7 separate regions of the Mus musculus genome follow, and regions 2, 3, 4, 5, 6 and 7 are each linked to region 1. The links are chromatin loops, found by intact Hi-C in ENCODE. Cell type or tissue: left cerebral cortex. All regions are shown on one strand. Region 1 overlaps Ctnna3 (catenin (cadherin associated protein), alpha 3). Region 2 overlaps Ctnna3 (catenin (cadherin associated protein), alpha 3). Region 3 overlaps Ctnna3 (catenin (cadherin associated protein), alpha 3). Region 4 overlaps Ctnna3 (catenin (cadherin associated protein), alpha 3). Region 5 has its middle 99 kb from the start of Gm28881. Region 6 overlaps Ctnna3 (catenin (cadherin associated protein), alpha 3). Region 7 overlaps Ctnna3 (catenin (cadherin associated protein), alpha 3).

What was found. Peaks named below come from ENCODE experiments on the same cell type or tissue, not always from the same donor. Only the 100,000 strongest peaks of a DNase experiment are listed, where the experiment ranks them.
Region 2: it touches region 1 in a loop (4-fold over the local background); 5 of 42 quality-filtered maps call a loop at or near these places.
Region 3: it touches region 1 in a loop (2.1-fold over the local background); 2 of 42 quality-filtered maps call a loop at or near these places.
Region 4: it touches region 1 in a loop (5-fold over the local background); 12 of 42 quality-filtered maps call a loop at or near these places.
Region 5: it touches region 1 in a loop (3.0-fold over the local background); 2 of 42 quality-filtered maps call a loop at or near these places.
Region 6: a loop joins it to region 1, with 5 times the contacts of the local background. A loop is called at or near these places in 18 of 42 quality-filtered maps.
Region 7: a loop joins it to region 1, with 3 times the contacts of the local background. A loop is called at or near these places in 2 of 42 quality-filtered maps.

What each region holds. Positions count from the first base shown.
Region 1 is chr10:64,082,744-64,086,743 of GRCm38, reverse strand. All of the region lies in intron 7 of Ctnna3 (catenin (cadherin associated protein), alpha 3), which reads right to left. All of the region lies in intron 2 of Lrrtm3 (leucine rich repeat transmembrane neuronal 3), which reads left to right. Among named protein-coding and RNA genes, the nearest start is that of Lrrtm3, 5.5 kb to the left of the region's middle. In left cerebral cortex, a CTCF peak has its summit at 2,165 (motif pointing left); DNase peaks (open chromatin) are centred at 1,321, 1,659, 2,136, 2,707 and 2 more places; H3K4me3 peaks cover 3,475 bases; H3K27ac peaks cover 2,500 bases.
Region 2 is chr10:64,748,883-64,752,882 of GRCm38, reverse strand. All of the region lies in intron 13 of Ctnna3 (catenin (cadherin associated protein), alpha 3), which reads right to left. Among named protein-coding and RNA genes, the nearest start is that of Gm28881, 370 kb to the left of the region's middle. In left cerebral cortex, a CTCF peak has its summit at 1,978 (motif pointing left); DNase peaks (open chromatin) are centred at 1,878 and 2,394.
Region 3 is chr10:64,586,181-64,590,180 of GRCm38, reverse strand. The region is part of intron 12 of Ctnna3 (catenin (cadherin associated protein), alpha 3); the gene reads right to left. Among named protein-coding and RNA genes, the nearest start is that of Lrrtm3, 500 kb to the right of the region's middle. In left cerebral cortex, no CTCF peak of the experiment used is centred here; a DNase peak (open chromatin) is centred at 1,871.
Region 4 is chr10:64,273,035-64,277,034 of GRCm38, reverse strand. All of the region lies in intron 9 of Ctnna3 (catenin (cadherin associated protein), alpha 3), which reads right to left. Among named protein-coding and RNA genes, the nearest start is that of Lrrtm3, 180 kb to the right of the region's middle. In left cerebral cortex, a CTCF peak has its summit at 1,679 (motif pointing right); no DNase peak of the experiment used is centred here.
Region 5 is chr10:65,217,273-65,221,272 of GRCm38, reverse strand. No RefSeq gene overlaps it. Among named protein-coding and RNA genes, the nearest start is that of Gm28881, 99 kb to the right of the region's middle. In left cerebral cortex, no CTCF peak of the experiment used is centred here; a DNase peak (open chromatin) is centred at 1,835.
Region 6 is chr10:63,581,265-63,585,264 of GRCm38, reverse strand. Ctnna3 (catenin (cadherin associated protein), alpha 3) reads right to left here. Exons shown (of 18, transcript NM_001164376.1): 5 at 3,202-3,321. Among named protein-coding and RNA genes, the nearest start is that of Ctnna3, 130 kb to the right of the region's middle. In left cerebral cortex, a CTCF peak has its summit at 2,488 (motif pointing left); DNase peaks (open chromatin) are centred at 29, 1,271 and 2,479; H3K4me3 peaks cover 276 bases.
Region 7 is chr10:64,340,633-64,344,632 of GRCm38, reverse strand. The region is part of intron 9 of Ctnna3 (catenin (cadherin associated protein), alpha 3); the gene reads right to left. Among named protein-coding and RNA genes, the nearest start is that of Lrrtm3, 250 kb to the right of the region's middle. In left cerebral cortex, no CTCF peak of the experiment used is centred here; a DNase peak (open chromatin) is centred at 1,562; H3K27ac peaks cover 897 bases.

The DNA of each region.
Region 1 (4,000 bases):
ACTGTCCTGTGCGTCCTGTGATGTGTTCCACACAAACCAGACCCCTAAGCACTGACACTTCATTCAGCTATCTGAACACACACATGCTTCCCCAACGTTCTCCTTTCAAAGGATGCTCCTGGTAACACCTTGGTACATGGAGCATGGAAAGGGGGGGTGGTGGGGTGGGGGGGAGACTGACTGTGACAGCTTGTCTTTGCTTTGCTGTTGTTGACATCGCTGTGTCTCCGTGTTCATCTGTATTGTAACTCATCCGTCAGTACAATTCTGTACAGAACTGGCCTGGCAGCCTGCACGCTGCATGCATGTTTTTTATGTCGTTGGTGAAAGTCTGTCGACTGCAGCTCGGGTATCACGCCCTCTGTATTTATGGGGTTTCAGAGAAATATATTTATTTTTTGCCACCCCGTTTTGTTTTGTCCTCTCAGATGAGCACTTTCGGTGTGCACGCGGACCGTAATGATTTTGCTTTCTGCATTAAGGACGGTTCAGCTTTCTGACCGTCCAGGCCTCCCATCTTTGACCCCATCCCTAGTCTTTCAGAACAGTCGCTGCAAAAATAATAATAATAAAAGCCATGAAAAAGTGAATGGCTATTTCTTACTAGCATTTTTTTAATGTATGTAGAGGATGGAGGTCTTCCAAAGGCTGAAAGGGAAAGATCTAGACAAGTCAGTGTGAAGTAGAATGATAGCAGGGGATCCAGATTCTTAAAGTCATACTTCTAAGCATAAAGAAGAGCAGCATTTCGAGGGGACTCGCCATTAAGGTGCTTTGATGAGGCCAGGCAGTAGCTCAGGAAAGTATCACAAGTGCAATATGTTTACCCATGACTAACCATCGAGTATACATTTATTAATGCCAAATGGCCACAGAGCCCCAGTGGATCAGTAATGCAGACACATCTTACGGTGTCAGGGGCTGGGTGGCCAAACCCACTGAGATGCTCTTCAGTGAAATTGTAATTTTACTTTTTCTTTTTCTAGACTGTCAGTAAATACATATTCCATCTAAATTTTTTCCTTTGGTCAGCCTCATTATTATCTGTACTATGAAGATGACTGTAATAATTAAATGCACTGTTGAAGTGGAAAAGGCCCCTTTCTCTTCTTTTACTTGATCCTCTGCCTTATGTATCATGGGAACAAATTCCACACATACACATACTTGGAATATATATATGCATATTTTCCAAGTATGCCATTGGAATGTATAAAACCTGTTTGCTCTATTGAAAAGTATTTGTTAGGCTCAGCACCACTTGGTGTGTTAAACTGATGTAAGATTGAATGAATGACCAACATTTTGAAGGCTGCTCATTTTCAATGCCTTAGAGATTTACTGAAGGATAAGACGCCAGACAAATGCCTTAGAATAATAAAACACTTTTTGATTCTGGGCATGAAACTGCAGGGGGGTGGGGGGGATTGGCAACACGTGTTTTTCCTTAGTTAAGGGCTCTTCTCCAGCTGTCAGAATGCCCCGAGAACCAATTTGTGCAACCAATTTGTGCAACCTAAGGCGAGAGTTGTTTCTGCACTATTGTGTCGCCCAGAAAAGCCAGGTGGTAAGTGTCCTCCTGATCAGAAATGACTGTCCTTGTATCTGCCCATGGCACTTGTAGACTGTATGCCATGCTTCTACTTTTTATATATAAGCATTTAAAATGCACTGCGTATTGGAGAAGAATCCTTGGCTATTCCTTTTTAATTGCAAATTTACATGAACTGGTCGGTTTCCCTCAGTTAAGGGAGCTTTCTGACCTGTTGAAATGTTCCGTGGAGACCCATGGCTGCAGGAGTCTCTCTGCCTTTAAATGCTTTCTCAAAACAGAGAGGAAGTGGAGTCCATTCTTTTGGACTGAACGTTTGTGATTTGTGTTTTGTGTTTGTTTCTCCTTTATTTATTAACCCCGGTACACACTGTGCTGAAGCAGGCGTGCTCAGTGCCAGAGAATTTTAAGCAATGTTATGCAGCATATAATCATTTTAAGTGACTTTGTACCTTCCAAGGATGTTGACATGACATCTTTCCAAAGATTATTAACCATTTGTTTGTATGTTTGTTTGTTTTTCTTTTTAAACTTGGTTTGGTGCTTCAACTATATAAGCAGAGACTGGCAATGATGCTTTCTATAGAGTAGCACTGTCCTCTAGTGGCTAGTCCAAGTAACTACAGCTGTTCGCACATTTTTAGCGTCTTGGTTTTTGTCTTTTGTGAACTTATTGGCAGCATAGGTTTCTCTGTGCATCATACTGATTGTTAACTTTGTTATGAGGTATAATTATCATCCACATTATCAAATATATGAATGTATATTCATATTTCTCAGTGGTACCAGAAAGAAAAGCCATTACATTGGTATTGAGAGCTAGAGAAATAAATACCCAAAGACACAGAGCAAGCCCTAACGCAGTAAAAATAGATAAGAAACACTTGAAGTATTTGTACTCAACGATATTAGCCCAAGTCATCTGTAATGTTTTCGTTAAAAGTGCTACTATTTTTTTGTGGTCAGGATTCTGAAATAGAGTGTAACAGGCTCGGGGAACCAGATCCCTGCATTGCTATTGAGGGAATCGGACCAACTCTTGCTTGTCAGTAGTTATGGGAAAGCTATCCATAGGAGGGAGGCCTCCCCTGCAGTGTCAGAACTGTTCTCCAGTTTGTCGACCATGTCAGTGACCTGTGCTTCGCCCCCGGGCTTTCCCCCTCCTTCCTCCTCTGCTGCTAGCTAAACAGTGGTGCTATTAGCCTCTCTGACAAGGGTGGTACAGTCTAAGAGGCGCTGATTCATGGATAATGAAATTACGCTCTCCCTCTGGGGAAGGGGAAGGCAGCATCACATGCGTAGCCTTGGCAAGGGATGTCAGGATGCTGTAGGTGCGCTGAGCATCTCTTCCTTTGTCGTTTACCAATATGAGAACACGAATTGCTTATTTTAAGTGTGGATTTGGACTAGCATCAGATAACAGTGTTAGCCCATCAAGCTGGAGACAGAATGAGTCCTAAACACAGCGAATGAGAGTTGAGCCATGAAATATGAAAAATTCAAAAGTCAAATTGTTTGTTTGTTTTTCCCCAGCCCAGGGTTCTAATTGGGATCTAGATCTGTAGCAAACCAACCCCTGGTACCTTACTATCTTCATACTCTTTTACATGTGTATTAAAAAACAAAACAAAACAAAACAAACAAACAAACAAAAAACCAAAGGGCATTTGGGACAAACCATATGCAGGAAAAATACTATCAGCAAAATTGAATAACAAACCTTGTAAGAGAAACAGAATGCGTGGGTATTAAATACTGTGTGGTAAACGGCTCTTCAAAGCCAATCAAATGCCATCACCCTAGACACACAAGGAGAAGTCGCAATGTCCTCAGCCACAGTAGTCAAATGAACTGGACCTGATTTTTACTCAGCCTCCAAAGTCATTGGTGACTTGGAGTTAGTGGATAGACTGTTGTAAAAATACCACAAAAAGAAACTAAAAGTTAATGGTGTCTCACATGTGGGAAAAATATCACAGCAGTGAGTGACAGCCCTAGAAATAAAGATGCAATTCAATTCTCTCTGACACTTGCTAAGTCAACTCAGGTACATTTCTTGGCTTTCCAAAATTTGAAGACACCCACGCATTAGATTAGTTTGCAATAATGACTGAGTGTGAAAAGCTTTGCTTTTTTATAAAGTGGTCCTTCCACACGTGTGTGTGTGTGTGTGTGTGTGTGTGTGTGTGTGTGTGTGTGTGTGTGTGTTTAAAAATAGCACTTAGTGAGATGCTCTACTGGGCTTGCTTCCGCTCTGTGTTTGGTACAGGTCAAAGAAAAGAATCATTTTGCATCAGGGAGTCTAGAACTTTTGACTCCCACAAAGATTAACATCCTTCATCTTGGGTTTTCTCATATCCATCTTGAGGAAGGAAAAAAAACCCACAAGATTTTATTAGTAATCACATATATGTGGATATGGTATATAGCATATATATGATAAATATA
Region 2 (4,000 bases), 670 kb before region 1:
TGTGAAAAAGCAATCTTTCAGATCAATAATTTTGATAGGCCATTCCTTGGGTGACACAGAAGGTCTCTAGAAGGATATTCACAGAGGTGATCACTACCGAGAAGTCTGAGCTTTCAGAATTTTATCCTATTTTTCATTTTTACTTTTATCTGTTCTATACAATCTATACTGCTTCATGAATGAGGGAAAAATCTGCTCTTATGACTTATATCTTAGTCATTTTGTTAACCTCTATACACATCTCAATTAGGAGAAGCGGATGTTAAATTTCCCATCCCCCTATTATGAAACAGTTTAACCTATACTTGAGGTATTTGGTGCGTGCAGGATCAAGTTATTGTCTTAACTGTATTTGGGCTTTTATTCTGTGATTAAATGGTATGACCAAAAGCAACTTGTCAAGAAAAGGGTTATTCTAGCTTACAATTTAGGTCACAAGCCATTGCTAAGGGACATCAGATCAGAGACTCGAGGCAGGAACCTACAGATAGGAATTGAAGCAGAAACCACAAAGGGGTGTGGTCAATGTCTTCCTCTCTATGATATGCTTTCTTATAGAACCTGAGCACACCAGGACCACTGTGGCGATGTCCACAGTGAACACTAGTAGTAAGAAAGGAAAAGCTGCATATGTATCAAAAGATGCCCTAGTCGGCCATCACTGGAAAGAGAGGCCCACTAGACAGGCAAACTTTATATGCCCCAGTACAGGGGAACGCCAGGGCCAAAAAATGGGATGGGTGGGGAGGGGAGTGGGGGGGTGGTGGTGTGGGAGGCTTTTGGGATAGCATTGGAAATGTAATTGAGGAAAATATGTAATAAAAAAATAAGAAAATAAATAAATAAATAAATAAATAAAGGAAAGTGCGGTACTATCTCACCACAGACTAAGCTGGTGGGGGCATTACTTTTACTTGAGGATTCCTCTTCCAAACTAACTCTAGCTGCTATCAAGTTGCCATTAAACTAACCAGCACATGAATAAAGAGAATCTGTTGAATATAAGTTTCATCTTTACCCCTTTACTTTCTTCTGCTATGCTAGACAGTCATGACGTTTACACAATGGCAAACTTGTTTTGAAAACTCAGAAATGTTTGCTCCAAAGCCTAGAAAATCTGGCCTAATGGCTCTATATGTTGTCCTTATGCTTCCAATTAGCTTACAGTGTTATTGGAGATCATTTTATAACCTTTTTGTTTGACTCAAAGGGTATGTGAACACATAGACACACAATGTGCACACACTTCTAATTTCTGGAACAGATAGCTCAGTGCTCTTTAGAATAATGTTGGTCTATTCTCAAAAGCAGGAAATGAACTGTTGCCTACTGCTCAAAATCAGAAATCAGGAGGCTATTTCAATGTTGGTGATAGGAGGTTTCTGTGAATTTCAAAGACAAAATGGAAAGGAGGAGGGAAGAGAAAAAAAAATCAGTATACAGAATCCAAAAGACGTGAGAAAGTAAGGAAATGAGAGCCAGCATTGCTGACAGGGAATGCGTCAGTAGCTCTAATTGATTCTGACGGCTCCTGGAGGCCTGAGCTTCTTTGGGAAGCATAAATGTATACGTTATAAGCAGAAAAGACACATCACATATAGAATCAATAGTTACCCCACAGTAAATCTCAAAGAACCTAAGTGAACTCCAGAGCCCTTTAAGCAAGAATTCTTCAAAGTTATCTCCCTTACAGTTGTCTATAGAAATAGCCATTGCCATCTGCCTCAGGAAACCCTTGTTTCTACAGTACGGGAGTGTTTGTAGATCTGAAAAGATTATTATAAGTCATGTAAGTCTGCAAATAGTTAGCCTTCAAAGAATGTGGAAATGCAAGGTTGCCGTCATTATCACGCCTCCCACAAACCAGAGTGTAGGGAAGCCAGGGTGGAATGAAGCATCCTTCTCCTGTTAAAGTCAAGTTCACTTGCAAATTTTACTTTGTACCTAAGTTGTGTTTAGTGGTAGGTCTGCCATCTAGTGGCCATTTGAATAAACGGATGCTGGTCATAAATTGGACGACATGAAAATATTAGGTAGCTCACAGAGGTCAGGCCCTTTTCTGTCCTAGTATAAACAAACTACAGTACTTCACTGGTGATAGAGGAGAAAAATTAATCCAGGAAAAATTAAATATAAATATATCGTATTAGCAGGCCACAAGTGTAAAGGCAAAGCATGAACAATTCTCTTTAAATTAAACGCATACTCAAAACAATCGCTGGATTGATAATAAGGTAACTTTCTAACTTTAAATACTTATTTTTATGTATGTGCATGTGCGCATGGCCCTGTATGTATGTCATCTGCTGAGGGGGCCTGGGGAGACAGCAGGGGGCATCACATCACTAGGAATTGGAGTTGCAGGTTATTGCAAACCTCCTGAGTCAGGAGCTAGGAAGCAGTCCTCTGGAAGAGCAGCAGGCTGTCTTAACCACTGAGCCATCTTCTCCAACTGCATGAGGTAGCATTTTATTGGCTGTTTGCTTTGTTTCCCCTTGCTGTCTTTTATTGCAAACCAGCTGATGTTTTGTCAGGTTGTAACTTAAGTACATGAAGTAAAACAAAGATAATTTTTTTGTTGCTGTTGTTCTTTACTTAGATATGTACTTCCTGCCAAGGTACAGAAGAAGCAGGAGTTATGTAAAATGTGAACACACAGTTTTAGAATTTAAACTCTACAACAAGAAAATGGCTTATTGTTCTCTCTGGAAAAATAGGTAAAAACTAAATTATTGTAATTACTCTTGATTTATTTATTAATAAAAGCTGCTAGTAATGATAGATTTTCAAGTCACACTTTCCTGAATAATTTTCAGAGCTATATAATCCCAACCCTAGGTTCTAACAGTACACTAACCAGGTAGCTTATATTTCTGTAATCCTAGTATGTTAAAATGGTTCATTTCTGCGACTGAAAGTGGCATTTGCACATTGCTTAATAAGTACATCGAGTATACCCAGAGAAACCTTCACTATGTTGAATTAATCAGAAAAACATAGAATATTCACATTTCAATTTTGCAATTGTTACTTTTATTTATTTGTTTTGTTGGCTGGTATACCTAAAACAGGAATTAGATCTCCCTCCCAATTATAGTTCCTTTGACATTCTAATCAATTAGAGTAGAGTCACTGATATAAATAATATAAAATTCAATAACTATTAGGCATGTTTTTCATTATTGTTGCATTTGGTTAATTTCCCCTTAGGCTTATTACTGCTTAAAATAGAGAAATGGCATTGCAATGTTGAGACATAAAATAAAGGCAATTTTACAATTGCTAATATTGTATATAAATGTCCTATAGTAACTCAAATTCTGAGTGCTAACATCCAACAAGTATATACAAAATAATATAATCATTCCTCCTGGAAGCTTAATCCTTCATATCCTGTGGAGTACAAGTGCTTTTAATATATGAATATACCACATTGCAGTCAGTATGGATGCTGCAAGGGCATGAATACCCTGCAGTACAAGCTATGAATATCTATATTTCTGAAAGTAGCTATACTTATTTCTCGAAATCTCTGATAATTTACGCTGAGATTCACTCTGTTTTTGAATGGAACTTTTCAAATTTGGGAAATTAATTATTTTTTCCCATGTAATCTGTCTATTTTCTAATAAACTACCAAACTATTGAGAGACACACATTAAGCGAAAAACGAGACAAAACAAATGGCCAAGAGGCAGACATATTGAACTCTCTTATAGGGAAATACTGTTACTTTACTAATACAGAAAAGTGAATGAGCTTATCAGCTTTTGTGACAAAATTCCTGCAAAAGAAAATGAAAAAAAAAAAAAACCAACAACAACCAAAAAAAAAAAAAAAAAAAACCCCACAAAAACCACATTTATTCTTGTCTATGATCTCCATGGTTTTCAGTCCAAGATCAGTTGGCAGCACTGCTTGTGAACCAGTTTGTCACAGCAGGGATGCAAGGCTGAGATGAAACCTTAGGTTTCAAGAGCCACTTCAAAGGCTCCTCCCC
Region 3 (4,000 bases), 500 kb before region 1:
AGGTCTCCCTGTAATCTAAAGAATGAAGTAGAGTTGGTGTTCATAGAGTAACAAATAGCCTCATGTTGCCGTTTTGCAGGTTAGTTATTAAAAAAAAAAAAAATAAAGAAAGAAAGAAAGAAAAGAAAAGAAAATATCCAGGCCAGGTGTGGTGGCACTTAGCTTTAATTCCAGCTCTTAGAAGACAGAGCCTGGAGGATCTTTGTGAGTTCAAAGCCAACCTGGTTTACATAGCAGGCTCTAGTGCACCCAGGACTACATGGAAAGACCCTGTCTCAAACAACATGGCAGTAACCCAGTGCACCTCCAGAGGAATTCCTAAGCAAGCAGTAGAAGAGTTATTGTTTGGGCAGTATTGTGGGAGTATAAAAGCCTTCATTTGATGATTAAAATGCTATGCCTCAGTTGAAAAAAACCTAGCTCTCCAGATATTGATGTTTCACTTAAAATCAACCACTAACATGTAGGGTATGATGTAAATTTCTGAACTGAGGCAGGAAAACCTTGTGTTCTAATGTGAAGAAAACACTTAGAACAGTAGTTTTGGTTCTCAACCTGTGGGTCATGACCCCTTTGGAGGTCAAAGGACTCTTTCACAGGGGATGCTTAAGACCAACAGAAAACACAGATATTTATGTTACAGCCCATAACCATGGGAAAATAACAGTTATGAAGTAGCAACAAGAGTAATTTTGTGGTTGTGGGTCACTGTAATGTGAGGAACTGTATCAAAGGGTCACGGCATTAGATAAGATGTAACCACTGATTTGGAAGGTCATAGAATCCTGAAAACCTGCTAATGAGTCCCAGATTCTGATTAAAAAACAAAGGCACCATTTTCCAAGATTCTGTTGGCAACTGAGATAAGAAAGCTTAGGATTCCTCATTCACAAAGATACTTAAGTCACATTTTCTAAAGAATAGTATTCTGAGGAGGGTCTCAGCAACAAAGAAAATTCACAGGAGACCCCTACTAAGTTATCTTGAGGAAGCTGGGCTAAGCCTCTAGAAAAGCTTAAAGAAAATGAAACAAAGAGAAAACAGGCCACATTAGTATTCGTTTGCTAAAATGTGAGTTCCTAAGGCTTTGGAACACAAAGCATGACATTCCCAATTATATAATTGATAATTATTTAACTGATAAGTCCAAGATATGACCCTGGGGTGAACAAAGATGTCAGTCAATGGTGGAGGACAGAAAAGTTGGAAGTATTTTTTTTTCACAGACAATCTCTCCGTGGGAGAGAGAAAGCACACTGTCTTCAGCTTTGGTTAAGATCAAACTGATCTAATTATGTTTTCCATTTAATTTATTGCACCGAATTCCCTTTTGTGAGGCCTGCTTTTGATAAATTTCAAGGAAAGCTGCTTGGAGAAAAAAGTTCAAATTAGACTTATTTTTTTCAGAGAAGAAAACAGAGGCATACTTCAAGGATACACCCAAGGCTTGTCTGAAGAAAAGACCAAAATGATTAATTAGGAGTCTTAAAATATGCTTTTATTTAAAAGCAAGATTCATTCTGTGCAGAAGTGCCTGCGAATATTCTATACATCTCATATTTGGGGTATAAGGCATAATTTGAATGGGCTATCATAATGAATGTTATCTTATAACTCAAGCAGAGGAAAAGGCTTGATTTTTTTGTGCTCTTTGAATTGTGAAGACATCATAGTGTTGCTTAGCTAGTCAGCACAGCCATTAATAATCCCAGATAGATTAACGATATTTCTGCCTCTGAACAATTCTGCCTCACTTTTTTCTGATGTAGAGTGACTGCCAACATTTCTGAACACTGTTGGAATCCACTCCCACTTCTCCTTGAGTATCTGGCAGATGCAGTCTCTGCCTATGGAGTACAAAACTGCAGAGTTGGCACCTCATATGGATGTTATGGCAGAGAGCCCGCAGGGAAGACATCCCTAATGCATTCACAAACTGAGACACAAGCAAGGTGCAGCAGTCCCAGTTGATGTTGGCTATTCCACCACAAAGGAAATTTCCAATGGGATAAAAACAAAAGCTACATATATTTTCTCTTATATTTAAATGTCATTTTCAGAAGGCAGAAAACAGAACCCATTAACTTATCAGATCCTAGTTCCAACCCAATCAAAGCTAAGGATGTCATCAGACAGTATATTGGGCCTATAGAAATGCTTCCCCTATCTTTCTGTAACTGCTTTTCTTTTCCTAATGTGCCCATCAATGTATTCAAAACTTGCCTTGATTATGAATTTTGTTGTGCTATAAAACATCATGAAACTGCAACCATGTTGGATAATGGGATTTGGGACAAGACAAATCTGTGTTCCTAAGACTACAGTTACTCAAAATGCCTCCAGAATAAACTGTTATTCCCTTAAAAAATGGATAACAAGTACTTGATTTGAACGAGTGAAGGACCACTTCAATCTGGTGTAGTAGGAAAGAGACTTTAAATGATTGTAACACAATCAGGTTCCAAAGCAAGTAGACATATTTTCACAAAGTGAAAGGTATGACTCATGTTCTCAATTGCTTTTGCTTGTTTTGAGGCAGGGTCTCAAGCTACAGCACAGGCTGGTCTTGAATTTATTATAATACTCTGTCTCAGGATCCGTGCCCGTCTAGTCTGAGTGCTGGGTTTGCAATAATGTGCCACCATAACTATATCCTTGATTTGTTATATTAATAACTTTTAGGAGTGGGTGTGGAAATAGCAGTTTAATGTCAAGAGCGAGAGATGCGCCATTACCACCTGTCCTCAGAACATTTCAATAATTTAGAGAGATGATAAGAAAGTTGATGAGCTTCTCAATAATCTCAAGAAAGAGCTTCAAAATGTAAAATGGTATTGAAAGTTTCATTGTCACTGTTTTTTTGTTTGTCGGTTTGTTTTAAATATCATCCATCAGGACTGGAGAGATGGCTCAGCGGTTAGAGCATTAGCTACTCTTGCAGAGGATCTGGGTTCAATTATTTGCAGCCACTTAGTGGATCATACCATCTATAATACCAGGTCCAGGGGATATGATGCCATCTTCTGTTCTCAGAGGGCAGATATACATATGGTACATAAGCAAAACATTCAAACACAAAATTAAGAAGTATTGTGCATTTCTCCCTTTCACAAACAATATGATTTTTTTAAATAATTAACATGCCCTCCACATCCTGTAAGGGATGATGGCTTGAATCTGGAATCTAAATACTGCAGGAATCCCAGACACAACATCACACCTTTACCAAGAGGCAATATATGAGAGGCTTTCCAAATTCAGAGGAGATTCACATTGACAATGGGGATTCACAGGAAGGAGTTTCTGCCATGATGATTTATAAAAACATTGTTGACTGTCATCTTTGCTCATGAATCTATGTGAATCCTGACATTTCCATGGGTCCCTTGGAGAAATGTTAACAATAGTATTTGAAAAGAAAATATCATTACACTGAGAGATTCAAAGCATTCTCTGCCCAATTTTGTAAAATAGTAACTTGAGTACTGCAACCAAAACAGTCCTGTATTATATATTTCTTAAACAATGGGAGAAAAATATGCACAAGAGTCGGAATGCTGTTTTCCATAGAATTGTAAGTTAAGGGTAACCAGCATGTCTCTGCATACATAGGAAAAACCTGCTATGGTTAAATAAAAAGAAACCCAGGGGTACCAATAACATAGCCAAATAAAAGGCTGCAGACTATTGCATGCTTAACCCCGTGCTGGCCTAATTATAGCTCCAAACATCTTCAACATTAATAAACACTCACAAGTGGCTAAGGCCTGGGAGTACTGCATGTATTTGAAAATACCTTTTTTTTTTCTTTCAATGAATATATTTATTTCACTGGGATAAGTTTCCCATCGCATAAGCGGGATACCCAACACCAATTAGATGGCCCAGTGATGTGCTACTGGCTAGTGCGCAATCAAGTGACACAGCCTGAGAGCCCTGGTTTTCCTGTGTGGATCTTTAGTTGCTATGCAGATTCAGACCTGAGGCATAGTATAGCTGT
Region 4 (4,000 bases), 190 kb before region 1:
ACACCACTTAGGATTCTGCTAGTTGCAGCTCAGACCTAATCATTTTATTAATATCTCCTTGCTAAGATGTCTGACTGACCACAAGTTCCAGAAACTACATACAGGTGGCTCAGGGAAATGCCATTTTTATACACTGCGACATTTAGAAAATGAGAGCCAAAAACATACTCCTGTCCCTGTTGTAAATAAATATTCTGCTGTTGCTTGTTCTGCTGCAGTATTTGATTGGGGAAACAACAATAAGCTTATCACAGCCTCGAAGACAATAAAATTAGGTACACAATGAGCAGATATCTCCCCACTGTCCTGAGCTCACAGGTCAAGTGCTTCTATGACAACAGTCCAAATTTCTAATTAGGAAAAATTGATGGTGTCAGTCCAATTCTTCAAATTGCTGACAGTGCTTCCCACTGTCACGTCTCGCCATGGAGTCCTGTCAGCTCATCCACAGCTTCAAAGGTATCAGCACCTTGTTTATGCCAAACATGTGTGGGAGAACCAAGCTGTAAAAGTGACTTTCGAAATGAGAAGCCTCTGTTGGCATCAAGGGCAAGGGTCTAAAGATTAAAGCCTCCAGAGTTCTTAAAGCATGGATCCATTTGTGCATCTCTGGGTATATGAAGCAATTCTTGTAGCCATGCCCAGTGCAAGAAGACTTGCACTGACTTCTGGGAAATCTCTTCCAAAAAGGCGATAGAACCACACCTAGTGCTTCTGCTTCAGTCCTTGATAACATCGCATACATGTTGAGACTTTTGAATCCAATGAACCTTAAATTTTGACTATAAATGTCCTCGTTTGGTTGCTCTCCCAGGTGCATATAGCGGAGTGCCAGGTGAAAGAAAGTCCTTCCCACTGTCCTAAGAGTTCCTAAGTAATCAAGACACTGAAGGACCTCACTAGAGTGCATACATGGAAATATACAAAAATAGACAAAGAGGAGGGACGGCTCAGTCAATAAAGTTCTTGATTCACAAGTATAAGATCTGGAGTTCAAGCCCCGGCACCCAGATCATCCATTCATTCACAAGGGTAGGAGGGACAACCTTGTTCTTGTTGAAAGGGGGCTGACCCAATACTTTTTCTCTCCAGCATTGGAAAAGAAGCCAGAGGTGGTAGCTATCCACTTGTAAACCAGTGCTGTGAATCTGAAGACAGGAAGCTTGCTGGGACTTGCTGGGACTTGCTGGGACTTGCTGGTCAGTTAGCCTAATTAAATTAGGAAGCCTTAGGTTAAAAGAAAGACCTTTTCTCATTAAAAAAAAATGGATAAATACTGATAATGTTGAATAATCTGAATAACCTGAAACTGATCTCTGGTTTTCATTCATGCATCCACACGTATATGAGCACATCCCCCCAACACACACACACACAAAATACTGAAATGACATCTTGTTGTAGACCTATGTTTTCCATTAGTAGATAGCAAAGAACAAGATGGTGGATCTTGCCTCTCTTTCTTCCAGAGGATTTCCCCACTGGGTGGAGAGAAGGAAGGGAAAATTTCAGTGTAAAGATAAAATTAATTTATTTTATTTTATTTATTTATTTTAATTGTGAAATAATTTATTTATTAAATATTATATACTGACTATAGATTAAAATGTTTTATCTAATTTATTTTATTAATTAAAAATAGAAAGAAATGTCCCCAATAAACTAATGTGTTTGAACAGCCCAGTAGGTGGAGCTGTTTGGGGACATTATAGAACTTTTAAGTCATATTCTTGCTGGAATAGCTATGCCAGTGGGGTGGACTTTTGAGAGTTTATAGCCTTGCCCCACTTACAGTTCACGCTTTGCTTCCTACATATAGATAAAGATATGATTTCTCAGTTTCCTGTTTTTGCCACCATGCCTTCCCCTCCATTAAGAACAGCTAGCCCTCAGGAACTGTAAGCCAAAATAAATTCTTCCTTATGTTGCTTTTGGTTGTAGTATTTTTATGATAGTAATAGAAAAGTAACTAACGCAGACATCCATTCTCTATAGTCTGGAATTTAGTGACCCTCTAATCTACTCTTGTAGTAGTTCTGCAGATATTGACGAATCCATACTAAAATTTACAGGGAAATATTAGAAAGAATAAAGTGAGAAGAGAAAGAACACTTATCTCAATGCTTCCTAAAAAGCGCACTTGGAAGACAACCTTGTGTTAAAAGAGGGTACACACTGAGATCAATAAAAGCCAGCCAAGAGACCAGAGGCATGCTTATACGCACAGATCCATTCATACTTGCCAAACGTGTCACTTAAGTGGTTGGAGATGATAGTATTTTCAACGAATAAGGGTGAAAGAATTGTTTATAGGCAATAAATAAGCAAATAAAACCTTGAATCCCACCTTTGATGACATAAAAAATTAATTACAAATAGATTATAAGCCTACATGTGAATCTTGCAATTATACAATTTCTAGAAAACTCTGAAGAAAATCGCCGTAATCGACAGAAGAGACAAGCATAACTCATATCTAACAATATTGATATAGTGTACTTAATTTGACTTCATCAAAATTGAAAGTTTTAGCAGTGGATAAGACACTTTGAAGCAGCAAAGAGGACAAGCTTCTTTGTATACTATCATCTCTGTATATCTCTATAATTACTATCTAACAATGCAAAAATGGTAAAACCATCAGTGGAAACAGAAATATTGCTGATGAGAACTAAACTCTTACAACCTGCTACCATTTCAAAATACAGCTATAATACAGTCCAGAAATTGTGTGTGTGTGTGTATGTGTGTGTGTGTGTGTTTGTGTGTGTGTCTGCATGTATGCGCATGAATACATATTTCTAGTTTGGAAGATATTAGGAATCTGATGATAAATGGACAGCTCTGTGGACTAACTGGAAAAGAAATCTAGGAAATGTATACCTCCAAGAGAAAACTTATGTGTTATGTTAGTAACATCTCAGTAGTGTTTTTAAAATAAGATCAATAATTTCAATAGATAAGTGAAAATTAAAGCCATAAGAAGCAAACACTATAGATGCCAACACAACACAATCCATCTGGTTAACTGACTTCCTTTATGCACAAGAGCTTAGAAATCTGCCTGCATCACTCAGGCAGAAGAGCAAAGCTCATCTGCATTCCAACATCAAGTGTGAAAATGGAACCAGTTCACAAAACATGGGGTTCTATACACATGAGTCCTGTGGGAAAAGAGCACATGTAGGCACCCCTTTGGTGACCTTCTCTTTCTTTCTGTCCATCCTTTCTTTTCTTTTCTTTTCTCTTCTTTTCTTTTCTTTTCTTTTCTTTTTTTCTTTCTTTCTTTCCTTCTTTCTCTTTCTTTCTTTCTCTTTCTTTCTTTCTTTCTTTCTTCCTTTCTTTTTCTTTCCTTTCTTCCTTTCTGTTTTTTGCTTTTTAAAAAAATTCTTATTTACTTATTCATTTTATATTAGTTATTCACTTTACTATCCCCCTCCCCGTCACCCCTTCCCCAGTCCTTTTTCCCCAGCCCCTTTTCCTCTGAGAGAGTAGGGTTCCCCTGGGTATCCCCTGACCCTGGAACATCAAGTTTCTAAGAGGCTAGGCACATCTTCTTCCACTGATGCCAGACAAGGCAGCCCAGCTCAAACAACATGTCCCACAGACAGGCAACAGCTTTTAGGATAGCTCCTGCTCCAGTTGTTTGGAACCCACATGAAGGTCAAGCTACACATCCCCTACATATGAGCAGGGAGCTCTGGTCCAGCCCTTTGTCCTTATGCCCAGGGAGGCCTGATATGTTCTTTGGTTGATGGTTCAGTCTCTGGAAGCCCCAAGGGTCCAAGTTAGTTGACTAGGTCTTCCTATGAAGTTCCTATCCCCTTCTGGGCATTCAATCCTTCCCCCAACTATTCCATAAGAATTCTCCATCCACTGTTTGGCTGTGGGTCTCTGCATCTTTCTAAGTCAGATACTAGGTGGAAATTCTCAGAGGACAGCCTTGCTGGATGTCTGTCTGCAAACATAACAGACTATCATTAATAGTGTCAGGAATTGG
Region 5 (4,000 bases), 1.1 Mb before region 1:
TAGGAGCTGAATGGGGTTAGCGACCACATAGGAAGAACAACAATATCAACCAACCAAACCCCCCAAAACTCTCAGGGACTAAACCACCAACCAAGAGTATACAGTGGGTAACTATGGGTCTAGCTGGATATGTAGTAGAGGATTGTTTTATCTGGAATTACTGGGAAGGGAACCCCTTGTTCCTGTGGAGGCTTGATGACCCAGGATAGGGGAATGCTAGGCCACTAAGACAGGAGTGGGTGGGATGGTGGAGGAGTACTCTCAGAGGCAGGGGAAAGGAGGAGAGGATAGGGGTCTTGTGGAGGGGAAACTGGGAAGGGGGATAGCATTTGAAATGTAACTAAATAAAATAACCAATAAAAATGAAAAGAATCATTTTTGGTGATTGCATATGGGATGGATCCCTAGGTGGGAAGTCCCTGGATGGTCATTCTTCAGTTTCTGCTCGAAACTTTGTCTCTGTAACTCCTTCCATGGGTATTTTGTTCCCCCTTCTAAAAAGGATCGAAGAATCCACATATTTGGTCTTCCTTCTTCTTCAGTTTCATGTTACTGAGAAGAGCCTGATATAGCTGTCTCCTGAGAGGTTCTGCCAGTACCTGACAAATACAGAAATGGATGCTTACAGCCATCCTTTGGACTGAGCACAGGGTCCCTAATGATGGAGCTAGAGAAAGTACCCAAGGAGCTGAAGGGGTTTGCAGCCCCATAGGAGGAACAATAATATGAACTAGCCAGTAACCCCAGAGCTCGCAGGGACTAAACCACCAACCAAAGAATGCACATGATGGGACTCATGATTCTAGCTGCATATGTAGCAGAGAATGGTTTACTTGGTTATCAATGGGAGGAGAGGCCCTTGGTCCTGTGAAGGCTCTAAGCCCCAGTGTAGGGGAATGCCCAGGCCAGGAAGCAGGAGTGTGTGGGTTGGTGAGCAGGGAGATGGGGGAGAGGATAGGGGGTTTTTAGAGGGGAAACCAGGAAAGGGACCATTTGAAATGTAAATAAAGAAAATATCTAATAAAAAGAGAAAAAATTAAAACATAAAAAACATTAACTACTTCTGAGCACTAATCTGCCATCTATTTCCAGCACATCTTTTTTCATTGTTGTTTAAAAGCATTCTATTTTGTCTGTACATGTATACTTGAATGTGTATGTCTGTGTGCCACACGCACACAGAGCTCAGTGGTCAGAGGAGGCACCAGACCTCCTAGAATTGGAGTCACAGTTGGTTGTAGCCACCATGCAGATGCAGGGAATCAAATACCATATCCTCTATAAGATCAGCCAGTGCTCTTAACCACTAGGGCATCTCTCCAGGCCAACTGTACTCACTTTCTTAACCTTTATTTACATCAGCAAAGCTACTTTTATTCTTTAGAATCATTTCAAAGTTTATATCATTTTAAGCACAAGGTAATAAATGGTAATTAAATTAGTTAATTATATAATAAAAAAATAATAGGTTTATCAGAGGCTTAAATCCTACTCCAAAAGTATTGTTCATTTTATTTTAGAATCCAATTTTATTTTCCAAACTTAATCACACATTATAGAATAGAGATGCTTTTTTTTTTTTTAAATATTTCTGGCTATGCAATCCTCAAAGTGATAAAAGATGAGACATTCCCACATTCTTCCTTTACAAATCTATAATCTTGTAAATGACTTCTTGACATCACACATAAGAGAAATAGTTAAAAATAAATGGGTTTTCTTTAAGCTTGATCCTGATGAGTGAAATGTCTGTAGATGAGTGTTGGCCAAGAATGCCTTCTGTTAAGCTGTAACAGGACTGCCATCCCTGGCAGAAAGACAAAGACATCTGTTCACTGGACTTCTCTGTGGTTCAAACTTGAAAATGCACAGTCGCTACCAAAAACGTGCTTGTAGGGAATGGGCCTAATATTTAACAGACAGTCCACTAATGTCCTTCCGAGGCTGCTCGGGCTTAGACAACACTCAAATAAATGACCAGTTTTTTACATACGACCCTTCATCCATGCATGGATTGCATGGAACAATGTCAGCATATATCCAGATTCTCTTGATTTCTATTGCACAGTCCTGAATTATCTAGAGTCATCATAAAACGCCAGAGAGGATGATGTTCCATTATGATTAAGATTTTGAAAATGAGCCATGGAAGCTAGAGAAGAAAACCTTTTCTCCTAACAGTTTGTGACTCTAATTCAACACGACCAGTGATCGTTTTTAAAAGTAATATTTAGAAGAAATAATTATTCAGAGAGACGGTGAAGGGAACCATAGGGCTAAGAGTTGAGGATGCTAAGGGTGTGAGTCAACTCTGACTCCATATTCCAACCAAAACATTGAAAGCATTACAGAACCTAGAACATTTTTGTGTGAATCTTTCCATACCTCCATTCTCCATTCCTCCCCTTTCTAGATATCTCTTCAGTGGCTCATACTATCCTGGAGGAACCAGTTTCATAATATTTAAAAGGGAAAAGATGTTATACTCACAAAGTTATTCAGTATATCGCATCAGTCCCAGGCCCCAGCAGTGAATACAACACGTCAGAAAAATCAGAAATATCTAAATTTTGCTGGAAATTTCAGAAGACTTATTATGTTCTCTCTCTCTCTCTCTCTCTCTCTCTCTCTCTCTCTCTCAGAGAATTATTTAGTTATTTTATGTATATGAGTATACTGTAACTGTTTTCAGGCACACCAGATGAGGGCATCGGATCCCATTACAGATGGTTATGAGCCACCATGTGGTTGCTGGGAATTGAACTCAAGACCTCTGCAAGAGCAGTCAGTGCTCTTAACTGCTGAGCCATTTCTCCAGCCCCTATAATGTTCTCATTGACAGGTAGATATTCATAGATATGTATTATAGAGGTTCCCCAGGCATTTCCACTACTCATGGATAATGTACTCTAACAGAAAAGAACAGAGAACAGAAGCAAATAATTTCAGAAACATACTCTAGAGAATTCTTACTAAACTTGATATTATGGGGTTTTTTGTTTGTTTGTTTGTTTTTGTTTTTTCTTTTAGACGGTGTGTCCTGTAGTTTAGACTGGTCTTCAACTCACTATACAGTAGCCTTAAACTCTTTATCTTTCTCTATTACACAAGTACTGGTATTCCAGACTTGTACCACCATATCTAGCTACCTTTAACATTTATTCAGCCTAAATTCATTTCCTGTCAATCATAATTATGACACTAAAAAAAAAAATAAATGCTGATGGGGAAATCCTGATTTCTGTCTCTAGTCTTAATAACTTTTTTTATTTTATGCTACTTAAAATTTAAATATAAATGTGTTACATACAAAATGGTATATTTTTCAATAGTAAAACAAATGAAGTCATGAAATTTGCAGAAATGTGGTTGGAATTAGAAGATAAAATATTAAGGTGAGCCAAATTAACAACCTGGATATTCTCCCTCATGTGTGAATCCAAACCTATATGGTACAAGTGTTTACATGCAAACAGCTGTAAGTGTAAGAGCACTATAATATTTTATAAAGAACACAAAGAAAGTGTAGTGATAAGTGATTGGTAGGGACAGAGCAATCAAAGGATACATGAACTATGAAAAAGTAAATAAATGTAATGTAAAACAACTTATTAATTGCTTTTCTAGTTTCAAATTTATCATAATAATTTTATATAATAGGTATATGGACATATAATTGATAGTGAGAATGGAGAACCAAAAGAAACTTTGATCATTTATATAACTTTTGATCAATGTATATTTTTATTAAATATTTTCTTAATGATCAATGTATATTTTAATTGTGTAGTTTACTAATATTTATAAGAGTTCAGAATGGGCAAGTATTTGAATGGCGATCTTAATCTAGCTGTGTGATATGTTTATTGTTTGTAAGCTAAATTATGACAAATTGATAAGAATCAAATGAAATAGAATTTAAAATAATTTGCACCATAATATCTTATTTGAATACCCTAGTCCAAATTAACCTGAAGGTGTTTTAGGTTCATTAAGAAGT
Region 6 (4,000 bases), 500 kb after region 1:
TCCATCTTGGTGTGCCCACCCCTCCTCTATCCCAGCTGCCTCTCTCACCTCTGTCCACCAACGCTACTTCCAACATTGCTCTTTTTGAACGTGGGAAGACATGGACTCATCTGATCTGACTCCAGTGTGAGCATTCATTCCGTAGGAAGGAACAACCAAAGACCGCTTGTGTTTAGGACACAGTACGCAGTAAGTTCTCAGAAGACACAGGTTCAAAGAAGGAACGGCCATGAGACGGTTCAGCAGCTCAAGGCTCTCGGTGCAAACCGGATCCCAGGAAGCCTCGTGGTGAGAGGAGAGACCCGACTCCTACAAGCTGTCCTCTGACCTCGCACATATACCCCAGCGTGCACATGCATAAATATATTCAATATCTTCCTCCATACAGTTTAAGGAATATTTTTAAAATAATTAAAACAAGGCACAACAACCTATTGCTCAGAAAGAATTCTCTCCATCAAGGATATTACAATATAATCATTGTGTTCAAGTAAAATAAATTTCTGTAGCATTTAAATTTTCTAAAGAAATGTGTATATTTACAATAAAATCTCTGTAAAAGATATATACAGTAGAGTTAATGCATATAAATATTTCATAGAAAAGAAAATTTAATGAATGAATCCATAAAAATTATTATAATTGATTGACTTGCCAACCGTAACTTAAGAGCTTGGGTGATGTTAGTCATTTCTTTTTTTTTTTTTCCAAAATGGATACAGGAATAAAATAAATTAGGAGAGTGCCTGAAATCACGCAAAGAACAGTCTATTATCATTTGTGTACAAGAACAGAAGGGATAATGCCCACCTGCATTTCAAAGTGAGTCAAACTCATTAGTTTTAATGCCCCGCAATCTGAGGCCAAAACTTTGGGCATGCCCAGTAACTGCGCCAGTCAGAGAATTGCCATGGTCAGATACTAAGACTGGAAAGGGTCCACCAAGGAGGTGGCAAATCAACCTTGCTTGCTTCTGCTGCCGCAAAGAATGGTGGGTAGCACGGGACCCAAAAAAAAAAAAAAAAAAAACTGTCACGGATGAAATCTCTGTATCCAGCTCTTACAAGGAAGTTTTCTTGCTGAATTAGCAGTTTTACAGAGATCTGAATCTCTCCCAGTAAGACGAAAAAAGAAAAAAAGTACTTTTCACTGTGAGCCTAATAGATTTTTTTTCTTGCTTTAAAAGAACAGGAATGGAAGATGCCACCCAGTCAGAGAGCAGCTAATGTTCTGACGCTTAAGCCCCGCACAGCCAGGCAATGTGGGCGGGCGGTTTGGAGTCGGGCTGACTCAGGGCTTCTCTCCTCCAGCTTCTCTCCTCCGTACGACCATCATAGGAGAGTCACAAAACTCTTCAGCGGTCTCATCTACAAATGCTACCAATAAAACCGACCCTACGGTACTGCTACGACGACGTTTAGTGACTCGGTTCAAAAATGGTTTAGTCCTACTCTGTGCCACAGTGCGTGGCAGCAGCAAGGATGGTCTACATACATGCACACGTTCACAGGCACCACGGGCTCGCTCTCTCCACTCCTCACACGTTACCTGTCCTCACTCAGTACGGTCCTCCCAGAGCTCTGCTCGCCCGCCCTGGAAGTACTAGAATCTAATCACCGTCACCGGAAACGCGCTAATGAGAAAGGGTCGGGGGAGAGGATGGTCTGTCAACTCAAACGCCCCATGGTGGTAAAATAGGATCTTGGGAACAAAACTGAGCTGAAACTATTCAAGGCCAAAGCGGAGATCCATGGTGTGAGCGCTGAGCAGCAGGAACCGGGAACTGACTGTGGTTGCAGCTCTCGGCAACACTGGCTCCCTGTGTTATGTCTGCTAACACCCAGGCCAACAGTAGTTTAAAAAGAAAAAGAAAAACACACACACATAAATGCTTACCATGTTCTTTTTCTGTATAAAGTATTGTGGAGATAGTCCGTTTGTCCTCATCTAGAATATTCCATAACACAAATGTAACTAGGAGGGCAGTGGGAGGCAGAGGCAGGCGGATTTCTGAGTTCGAGGCCAGCCTGGTCTACAGAGTGATTTCCAGGACAGCCAGGGCTACACAGAGAAACCCTGTCTCAAAAAATCAAAAATAAATAAATAAATAAATAAATAAAATGTAACTCTTAGAGAAATAAAGCCACAGAAAGGTTAAATACTCAATTTTGAAGAGAAACTTTTTCCACCTCTATGATAGAGCAAGAACCTAGAAACACAATTCTATTCTTGGGCTAATTTCTAAGCCATGTCATATAGACTTAATGTGGTTTAACAAAAATACTGCTTTGAAAATCCATATACCAAAGGCCCAGAACTTGTAAATCGGGCAACAGCGAGACGATTGCACTCTCTGCAGACAGGTCAACCGTGTAGCCGCGATTCTAGACACCAGCTACCATTTTCACGCAACCTAATTTAACCGGCTGAGGGACTGCTCTGATCCAAGAAAGCCTTCCAACAAAGTAAAAGCTTGACGACACTGACACCTAGTGGCCATACAGGAACTGCAACCAGACTCTGCCTGAAAAGGATGGCCAGCCACTGCGACGGTGTGGTCTACAGGATGCACGGACTATATCCTTGTGAAGACTGAGTGTGGACAGTACCGATCCTACAAGCAATCTTACAAAGGTTTGATTTGTCTCCGGGATTATCTTGGGACTCTCCAAGCAAGCCAAGAGGCATGCACTTGTTAAGAATCCTTCCCTTTAACCTTGCACATTTATTTAACAAGGTTTTACTCATCTTCAAAGATCAAAAAGCAAAGCTGGAGGTCAAACGCTATTGTTGAAAACAGGTGAGTCTCTGTCCTCACTTTGCAGGTTCATCTAGACGCTTTTCCTGGTCTTTGGGTGGTTTTTTATTCCCCCTTGGTTATACCCTACCAAATACAAAAGCCATGTGGCCAGGCCGTCCTAGAAGCTCTTTGTGCTGCTAAGACGTCATTACCAAAGGGTAGTTAGACCTTCACAGAACCGCAGGAATCTCCTTTTAAAGGAATAAAAGGACGTGTGCAGAAACCCCTAAAGTACCCATCTAAAAGCCAGGGCCGCACTGTACACTGTAGGTAGCGAGATGAACACGGGGCGATCGACACAAGCTATTTCTGCCCCAATCATTAGAAGGTAAGTTTCTCGACCTGTCTGCACCTCCTACAGGAGGGACAGCGGGAAGCCTGAATTGCTCTTATTTTCCTACCTGCTGGCGTTTGAAGGCCAAATAATCCAGGCTTTCCAGCTCCTTCCCGAGCTTCTGGTAGGTTCTCTGGAGGTCGGACTTGTTGGAAACATTTTTGAGAGACTCGAATGTTCTTTGGAACTGAAAACGAAAAGAAAAGCAGATGATAATGGTGACATGTTTTCTTCAAATTCCCCACTAAGATGACAGAGTCAACAGTGTGCTTCAGTTTTACCCACCGTAACTCAGAGACAACAAATGCTAATTATCTTTCAATGGACTAATTAGGGGTGATCATAAAGAGATAGAGACTGTATGTGTGTAGCACCGATATGCATGAGTAAGAGGTTCTGTCCACCCTCATCCTATCAAGAAGAGCATATGTCATTCAGAATAAAAGAATTCTCATGCTTTAGGGTACCCCCCAAAATGAGATTTAATGTATAACTTTAAGTCTAACAATAAGTCTAATATTATAACATTCTTAGGGCTGGAGAGAGGTTTCAGTCAGTAAAGACTATGCTACGGAAGCTTGAGAACCTGAGTCTGAATCCCGACAGTACACGGAAAAGCTGGGTGTGGCTGTTCATATCTGCAATCCCAACACTGGGGAAGCAACCACCCAAGATCCATGGCCAGCCAGGCTAGCCAAGGAGCGAGCTTCACCACCACTTCACTAAGCCAGCGGAATCCCTTGTCACATTCAAAATCTCTGTCCTTATAGCCACAGATAAGGGTGGTTCCCACCCCTCATCACATCTCTTTACAGCAGATGGAGATCATTACAGAAAGCCACAGCCAATCCAAGTGCAGACAACTG
Region 7 (4,000 bases), 260 kb before region 1:
CTACTGAGCCATGGTTTTATGTGTGGTGACTGTGACACACAATGTTATATGTTACTGGAAATAGAGTCTTGGACACCTAGGACTTAACCTGACCTGTTGCGAAAGGGAAAGAGTGGGCACATTCCTAGAGAACTTCTCATGTGGACTGAGTCAAAGACAAGAAAATTCTTGGCAACAAAGAAAAGCAGCTAGGTAGTTGACAGGATAGGAGATTGCTGAGAGGGGACTAACGAGGGAGAGAGCACAGTGTGGAAAGAGGTTCATTCTCACCCATCGTCTTTATAAGCAGTTCTCTTGGGGATGGGTCCTGTGTAGCCTTATATGCTACCTACATGACATGCAGCAGATATCTATCTGGTCAATGTGTGGACATCATGTAGCATCCCTCAAGCAACAGTTGGCACATGGCTGGAAGAAAGGACTTGAAGGTACATTACAAAAGGATGTACCAGATGTTAGGTCTTCTGCATGTCATGGAGCATTTTCAGGAAGAACTATCCCTTTCTCTATTATTTCAGAGGAAAAAAGAAATATGCAGCTGCTTCCCAAACAAGAGGCTTTCAGAAAAAAATGCACATGACGGTGACTGCTTCTGCAATAGGTGCTTTAGGTAATGGCCTCAACTCATGTCACTCTAACTTCTGAAACTCTGCATTCTGATAATGTCATGGGAGAGGCCTGGGCATCCAAACTGAAAACTAATTATTGCTGTATAAACAGGAGAGTGTAGTCTAGAAATGATCTCCAACATGCCTTTACCAATGCTTACCAAAGAAGACTATGAGAATGCTTGGACTGCAAATGAATTTACATAGCAAATCATACTAAAGGGGAGAAACCAACATCAATAAGACAGAACAAATATTATCGGTGCCTTGACTTAAGGAAAATGGTTGATTTCCCCTCCTCAGTCAGCTCAGGCTCTTATAGTGCCAGAAGTTTTAGCATTTCACTGCTAAAAGACTTAATAGGGGTGCAAAACACTGAACCTTTCACTCTGGCAGGCAACCCTACATTTTAAATAATACCAAATGTTTGCCAATAGTCAGAGGAGGCACCCCAGGGGTTTCTTAAAAGATTTCCTCTTCTCCTACTCCCCTCAGACTGATTTTAACCTAAAATTGATTTTTTTTTTCTTTTCTTGTCTACAAGGTCTTTTTCTGGTTTGTTTTGATTTCTCCTGAAAAAGCCTTTTCAGGGCTCTTGGATTTTAATGGAATTTATTGTTGGGTGTTTGATCACAGGGAAAAATGGCAATTTTCTCCACAGTGCCACAGCAGCGTTCCAGCACAAGGGCCCAGCAACCTACATCCAGCAGTGGGGGGTGCTGGGTCCTTCACAGCTGAGTGACACAGCCTTGTGCAGGCAAGAGTTTTCTCATTGAAGTCTGTTCCGGTTAATTTTTAAAGTGTATATCTGCCTTTTGGGTGGCTGATCCAAATTGCTCCAGAATGACTCATTTCTCATTGTGGTTGGGAAACTCGGTAACTATGTATAGGCTCTAAGGGGTCCTGTTTTCCTTTTCTGTGTAGGAGCTAGTCTGGAACTCACCCAGTGGCCTCCAAGACAATCTCTTGAGTCATTCTATGTGGGAGTTATATAACATATATGTAGAGGAACTAAACACCATAATTAAAATAAAGAAATGTTACTTTTTACAGCTCAGTGGACAGTAAATATGTAGGCTTTTTGGCTGAAAATGGAGCCACAGGGGAATATACTGGGAAAGGTCTGGAAGTCTGGAGCCTGAGCGTGGGAGAGAACCTCACTAGGCAGGCTTAGCAAGCCTGTCCTAAAGTCCCTCATTCCTCAGTGAATTTCACTAAGAATTTCCATGTAATTTTCACTTTCAACATCTCTAAGTGAAAATACTTCCAATAATAAGAGAGGGGGAGTAATTACATAAGCAGCAAAGAGAAAAGCAAGATGAAGGAACGATTAAAACACTTGAGTCATGAAACCCAGACCCAAACCGCTGCATCTGGTTGCTTTCTGCACCTCAGGATTGTCTTCTCAAGTGGAAGCCATTACTTTATCGCATGTGAGTGAGTAGTTGACACGGATGTAGGAGTGTCTCACAAGGCCCCACATGCAGCTGAGGAGTTACTGGAAATGGTACCCACTGGGGGCCGTTTTGTATGGACAATCTACTCTACCCACACTCTGTCTTTGAGTGATCTTATTAAGCATACAACAAACTAAGGTAAAGGAACAAATATCAGGGCACAGATTATAGGTAGATAGATGATGGATGGAAGATAGATAGATAGATAGGATGGATAGGTATGTATATATATAACACTATATATTAAAATAATATATAGTATGTTATGTATATTATGTTATATAAAGATATATTTATATATAAAATATAATATAAATATATGACACACACATAGATAGATAGATAGATAGATAGATAGATAGATAGATAGATAGATAGATAGAAAGGTAGATAGATAGATAGAGTCAGCTAGAGTCCCTGATAGAGTTGTAGGCAGATTGGGGAGTTAGTATTATCAAATCATGTTCATGGAATGTCCAATAGACACAAACAGGGAAAGCTGAAGCAGGCAGCTGGAGCTCATGATCACAGTTTCTGTCCATGGGATGAGCCTCCTAAGGCTGAATTTCTGGCTTCTATTTTTTACTGTAGGTAATTTTTATATGGAGGGCTAAGCAATAGCAACCTCTGATAGAAATCGTTTATTTTTTATATGTTCTTAAGGACACACTCTAATTGCTCTTGGTCTTTCTTTTCTGCTTTCTTTTCTCTTTCAAGGGCATGGGAACAGCTGGTCCCCATCCAAGGGGCCTAGGGGAACACTTTGAAACAAACAGGTTTGGGTCTGACAACGCAGTTTCTCAGTGAGTTCTAATGCAAGACAGTTAACCAATATAATGCACATTACAGGAAAGGAGAAACATTTATCTTTGGTGGTAAAGGTCATGGGTGTTTGCTTGTGCTCCAGTGGTCCAGTGTGAATGGTTCAACATGTGCCAATCAGCAACGATAAGGTTTTTGTTTTTGTTTTTGTTGGTTTTTTTTTTTTTTGGTTGTTTGATATTGTTTAATTTTTAGAAAGGACATGAAGTTTGGGAAGGAACATATTGATCTGTCCAGGGAAAGTTGGAAGCAAGGAGGTATGTGGTAGATATAATCAAAATACATCATATGCATATATGAAATTTTCAAAGAAAAGAATAAATATATTACATAAAGTAAGAAAATGGGATGGTGATTCCACCAGAAGTTCTTATATTGTGGAGAATAGTTTTCACTATCCTGGTTTTTTTTTTTTTTTTGTTATTCCAGATGAATTTGGAAATTGGTCTTTCTAAATCGCCTCAAGTTATACTTCAGAGCAATTGTAATAAAAAACTGCATGGTATTGGTACAGTGACAGACAGGTAGATCAATGGAATAGAATTGAAGACCCAGAAATAAACCCACACACCTATGGTCACTTGATCTTTGATAAAGGAGCTAAACCCATCCAGTGGAACAAAGATGGCATTTTCATCAAATGGTGCTGGTTCAACTGGAGGTTAGCATGTAGAAGAATGTAATTTGATCCATTCTTATCTCCTACAAAGCTCAAGTCCAAGTGGATCAAGGACCTCCACATAAAACCAGATACACTGAAACTAATAGAAAAGAAAGTGGAGAAGAGCCTCAAGCACATGGGCACAAGGGAAATTTTCCTGAACAGAACACCAATAGCTTATGCTCTAAGTTCAAGAATTTCATAGATGGGACCTATAAATTGCAAAGCTTCTTTAAGGCAAAGGACACTGTCAATAGCACAAAATGGCAACCAACAGATTGGGAAAATAACTTTACCAATCCTACATCTGATAGAGGGCTAATAACCAATATATGCAAAGAACTCCAGAGAACCAAATAACCCTATTAAAAATGGGATACAGAGCTAAACAAAGAATTCTCAACTGAGGAATACTGAATGGCTGAGAAGCACCTAAAGAAATATTCAACATC